Regions from separate parts of the Homo sapiens genome. Here region 1 is linked to region 2. Evidence: read pairs that join two places in POLR2A ChIA-PET (ENCODE). Cell type or tissue: HepG2. All regions are shown on one strand. Links, peaks and the distances in the headings refer to the core of each region. The heading gives the core; the rest is flanking DNA.

Evidence for each region. Peaks named below come from ENCODE experiments on the same cell type or tissue, not always from the same donor. Only the 100,000 strongest peaks of a DNase experiment are listed, where the experiment ranks them.
Region 1: POLR2A ChIA-PET joins it to region 2 with 5 read pairs; 2 of 35 experiments call an interaction of 5 or more read pairs at or near these places.

The regions. Positions count from the first base shown.
Region 1 is chr1:197,839,162-197,842,090 of GRCh38, reverse strand. No RefSeq gene overlaps it. Among named protein-coding and RNA genes, the nearest start is that of C1orf53, 62 kb to the left of the region's middle. In HepG2, for the core only: no CTCF peak of the experiment used is centred there; no DNase peak of the experiment used is centred there.
Region 2 is chr1:197,891,670-197,894,598 of GRCh38, reverse strand. No RefSeq gene overlaps it. Among named protein-coding and RNA genes, the nearest start is that of C1orf53, 9.5 kb to the left of the region's middle. In HepG2, for the core only: no CTCF peak of the experiment used is centred there; a DNase peak (open chromatin) is centred at 1,698.

The DNA.
Region 1 (2,929 bases), core at 152-2,651, 52 kb after region 2:
AACATAAATTTCTTGGAAAATGACCCCATATTTTGGCAATCATTACTGTGAATGAGAGTACTTCAGAATCTTAACCCAGAACAAAGTAGCAGACTTTGTCCCACAAACTCCTCTACAGTATGTTTTACTGTAATGTTTATCCCTGACTCACACTTGCAGGAAAAATGATGTTTATTCCTGAATTACTTTGAAGGATTTTATGCTGTAAAACAATTTCAGACTTTATTGTGTGCTATTAAAACTTTAAATTCTTTTTCTCACTATGAAGATTTTTCTTTTGAAGAATGTTATAAATGTATTCCTGTGAAATGCTTTAAAATAAAAAACACAATATATTTAGAATCTACTAATGTTTATGGTTTAAACATTTCCACTTTCAAGTATTAAACTTGTTGTAGCAAGTCAGGCTAACCTAGAACCTCCTGTAATTAGGACCCCACAGCAGAAAAGAGACAAATTACAAGTGAAACAGTTTTGCCATTTTCCTAGTTGATTTCTTTTGGCAGTGTACAGTAGGGAACCTGACGAATTCCACCTTATTCTATAGTAAGTAGCGTGTGCAAGTCCAGAGGTCTTTCTCTGCAGAAATAGTATTCTTTAAAAGTCTAGAAAAGGCCACATGTAGTGGCTAAAGCCTGTAATCCCAGTGCCTTGAGAGGCTGAGGCAGCAGGATCGCCTGACGCCAGGAGTTTGAGACCGTCCTGGGCAACAAAGTGAGACACCCCTCTCTACAAAACATAAAATCAGCTAGGTGGCGTTTGCTTGTAGTCTCAGCTACTCAGGAGGCTGAGGTGGAAGAATCATCTGAGCCCAGGAGTTTGAGGTTTCAGTGAGCTATGCTCGTACCACTGCACTCAAGCCTGGATGACAGAGTGAGACACTGTCTCTAAAAATAAATAAAAAATAAATAAATAAAAATAAAATAATAAATAACAGTCTACAGAGGACTTGTAGACCTGGAGTTTGGGCAATCAGGGAGAATAAAACACCCTCTATACTGCTTTGTTAAGCCAGGGATGCCATCTTTCGCCTCCATGTTCCTTCTTGTATTCTCTTAATCTCTGAAAAGCAGCTGATAAACATAAGTGAAAATAACATGAGAACGGGCACTCCTCTTGGAGTAAAGCTCTGAGTTCTAGACACAGCTCTGCCATTTAACAGTATGGTCTTGTGGCCGGGCGTGGTGGCTCACGCCTGTAATCCCAGCACTTTGGGAGGCCGAGGCGGGCGGATCACGAGGTCAGGAGATCGAGACCAGCCTGGCTAACACAGTGAAACCCCATTTCTACCAAAAATACAAAAAAATTAGCCGGGCGTTGTGGCAGGCGCCTGTAGTCCCAGCTACTTGGGAGGCTGAGGCTGGAGAATGGCGTGAACCCAGGAGGCAGAGTTTGCAGTGAGCCGAGATCACGCCACTGCACTCCAGCCTGGGTGATAGAGTGAGGCTCCATCTCAAAAAACAACAACAACAAAACAAAACAGTATGGTCTTGTACAATTTTAACCTCTGAGCTTCAGTTTTTGTTTTTGTTTTTGTCAACTCATTTATTCAAGCAATATTTACTGTGTGCTCTGAGTTAAGCACTGAAGTTATAGAAATGAACAATTTACACACAGATTCTGCCTTTGTGAAGCTTATAGCCTATGGAGGAAAATAGATACTAAACAAACAATTGCATTAATAATGAGTTGGTTGTAGTTTTGATGAGTGCCAAGAAGGAACAGTACAGCAGACATTGATTCCTCGTAGCAGAGGATCCTAAGCTTGCTCTTGTGGGTCCTAAATGACAAAATGTGACTGGCACATAGTAGGTTCAATAAACGCAAGCTGAATCCGAAAATATGCTACTTGGCTAATGCATAAACTGGCAAAACAAAAACAAAACTCCATGTATTAGTCCGTTTTCATACTGCTGATAAAGACATACCCAAGACTGGGTAATTTATAAAGAAAAAAATTTAATGGACTCACAGTTCCACATGGCTGGGGAGGCCTCACAATCATGGCAGGAGGCAAAAGTCACATCTTACTTAATGGCAGACAAGAGAGAAGGAGAGCCAAGTGAAAGGGGTTTCCCCTTATAAAAACATCAGATCTCATGAGACTTATTCACTACCAAGAGAACAGTATGGGGAAAACAGTCCCCGCCATGATTCAAGTATCTCCCACCAGGTCCCTCCCACAACACGCGGGAATTATGGGAGCTACAATTCAAGATGAGATTTGGGTGGGGACACAGCCAAACTATATCACCCCAGTACCAAAGTTCTCTGATTGCTATTTTAGTTTGCTTGCCTATCAGAAAATTGATAGCAGTCTTCTCATTCAGGGAGCTGACATAAGAAAAGTGAAGAATTTCATGTAGCTTGTGCTTTACCTTGAGGAGAGGTAGAAAATATTTCAAGGACTCAAATTCAGTATATCTCTTGGGTATAAATAAATCTTAAGGAATTCATGTAAGTGGCTTTTTTGTTCTCTCTCTGTGTGTGTGTGTGTGTGTGTGTGTGTGTGTGTGTTCCCCCATACTGCTTTGGTGTGTTACCCAAAACATAAATCCTTTGACAAGTGATTTTCTTTTCCTTAGAAAGAAGCTTAAAATATGAAGCAATGACTCAGGTGCCATTGGGTAAGATATTTAATAGAAATAAATTTAATTCAATTTTGTGCATTTTACCACATTTCTATGAGGAAAAAAAAATAGGAGGAATCTGACCTGATAATTGAATGGAGCCTTGTTCTACTAGCACTCATTAAATTAAATGATTGTTTTGCTGCAAGGCAAAGTAAAACTAAAAATGGAATATTATAGCCCCAGGAGGCAACCCAGGAAGTGTCATAATGGCTCACCTGATGAACTCTAAATCTAAATTTTACGAGGAAAAATACTGCTTTTAGTAATGCAGTGGTTCTGTTTTTTATATCATTGCT
Region 2 (2,929 bases), core at 240-2,739:
TGGCTCCCACTTTGCCCTCTGCCATGATTGGAAGCTTCCTGAAGCCTCACCGGGAGAAGATGCTGGTACTGTGTTTCTTGTACACCCTGCAGAACTGTGAGCCAAAATAAACCTCTTTTCTTTATACATTATCCAGCCTTAGGTAGTCCTTTATAGCAATACAGATGGACTGTCACACCAGTGAAAGAGGAAGGATGAGTTTTCTTGTGCCTCTTAAATTTTATTATGGATATGCAAACACACATACAAATATGAAGAGAGTATAACCAATACCCATATTCCTGTTACCCAGTTGAAAACATTAGAAACACAGTTTTAACTCCCTGTGCATACCACTCCAAGCATATTTCTTCTCCCCACATTCTGAATTTATCATTTCTGGTGTGCTATGGCTTTAGTTATATGGTCCTCCAAAATTTATGTGTTGAAACCTAATCAATAATGTGATGGTATTATAAGATGGAGCCTCTGGGAGGTGACTAGGTCATAAGCACTCTACCCTCATGAATGGGACTAATGTCCTTATAAAAAGACTGGAGGGAAGTAGCTAGGTTCTTTTACCCTTCCCTCCCTTCTGCCTTGTGAAGACACAGTGTTCATTCCTTTTTGTCCCCCTTTTTGTTCATTCCTTTTTGTCCCCCTTTTGCACCCATGTGAGGGTGCAGCAAGAGGCACCATCTTGGAAACAGCAGCCTTCACCAGGCATTGAATCTGCTGGCACCTTGATCTTGGACTAACCAGCCTCCAGAACTGTGATAAATAAATTCCTGTTATTTATAAATTACCCAGTATCGAATATTTTGTTGTAGCAGAAACAGACTAAGATACCATATATCCCTTTCACTACATGTATATCCCTCAACAATGTAGTATTGCTCCTCAACAATATAGTATTGCTCAACAATATAGTATCCCTCAGCAATATAGTATTGCTTTCTATGTTGTTCAACTTTACATAAATGATTTCATACAGCTATACAACCTTATAAAACTTGATTTTTCAGTTAACTTTGTGAGATGCACCTATGTTAATTCATGTAGCTTTAGCACATTCCTTTTCATCATGTATAGGATTCTATTTTGTAAATATAGCTAAAAGTGTTCAACATTAATAATTGGGAATGTAAATCCAAACTATAATGAGATATTGTATCTATTAGGATGGTTATTATCCAACAATAATAATAAAATGAAAATAACAAGTGTTGGCAAGGATATGGAGGAAAGGGAACCCTAACATACACTGTCAGTGAGAACGTGAATTGGTACAGCCACTATGGGAAACAATATGAAGGCTTCTCAAAAAATTAATAATAGAACTACAATATGATCTAGCAATCCCACTTCTGGTTATTTATCCAAAGGAATTGAAATCAGGATCTTGAAGAGATACCCATATTTATTGCAACATTATTCAGAACAACCAAGACATAGAAGCAACCACAATGTTCATCAACAGATGAATGGATAAAGAAAATGTGGTATATATGTACAATGGAGAACTACTCAGCCATAAGGAGGAAGTCCTGCAATATGGGACAACATTGATGAAGCTGGGGGACATTATGCTAAGTGAAATAAGCCAATCACAGAAGGACAACATGATACCACTTATATGGGAAATCTAAAGGAGTCAAACTCAAAGAAGCAGAGATAGAATAGTTGCTAGGGATTTGGGGGAGGGGAAAACAGAGAGGTATTAGTCAAAGGGTACAAAGTTCCAGTTATGCAAGATGAGTAAGTCCTAGTGATATACTGTACATCATAGTGCCTATAGTTAACAATAATGTATACTGAAACATTGCAAAGAGATTAGATCTTAAAGTTATCACCACAAAAAAAAAAAAATGTGAGGTGTTGGATATGCAAATTAGCTTGATTTAATCATTTAACAATAAATACATATAGGAAAACATCACATTGTACACCATAAATATAAGCTTCTGTCAATTCTACCTTGATAAAGCTGCAAAGGGGAAAAAGTTTATTTTTTACTTATCCAAAATCAATTGTTGATATTTCTCATCAGTCAGTTCTCCTGGACAGTTTTCCATTAAGTAGTAATCCAAGAAATCAGGCTCCTTTTATTTTTTGCTGCAATTATTTGTAAGATATATCCTTTAGGTTTGCTGAAAGATACATAACCTACTCAGCCTGGAAGTGAGTTTACTTCACTCACCATTCATATTCCCTCATTCTTCAACTCTACTTTGCATTCCTGACTTACCACTGTTATCCTTTGCTCTTCACACCTTTCTTTAACACAGGAAAATGTATATGTCCCTTCTCCCAGCAGTTCCCAACACAACGAGCTATAACAGCCTTAAGGAATAGAGACACACCTACTAGCTCCTGTTGCAGTACCCAAATTAAATCCTTATATATGGTCGAGATGCCCTAATATTTATATAGTCTTACATAATTTTTGAAGTACATTCAGAAACTATAATTTTTACATTCTTTTAAGATAAGTATTAAATATATAATCATCTCAATTTTACAAATGAGAGAACTGGTCTTTATCACACTATCAAATATATTTAAGGGCACCAAATACTTGCCTTTTTCTCCCGTAACTTATCCTATATCCAACTGAATCACCAAATTCTATTTATTCTTCTCTCATACTTTGTCTCCCTTCCTTTGAATTTCTATTATAATTTAACATGGTTTAGTTCATTATCATTTCATGCCTAAGTTACTGCAAAGCTCCCTAAATTATAATTACTGCCTCTAGTCTCTTCTCTCTCTAATTCATTCTCAACACTATTTACAAAATAGTACACATATTTTTATTGTCGTTTTCTGGTTCAGAAATCCTCAATATCACAACTGTACATGTAGGATAAAATATTAACTAATTACCTAGGCTTTTGTGGTACTCCCACACCTTGACGCCTGAAATACCTTTTCAGTCTTATGTTCTGCT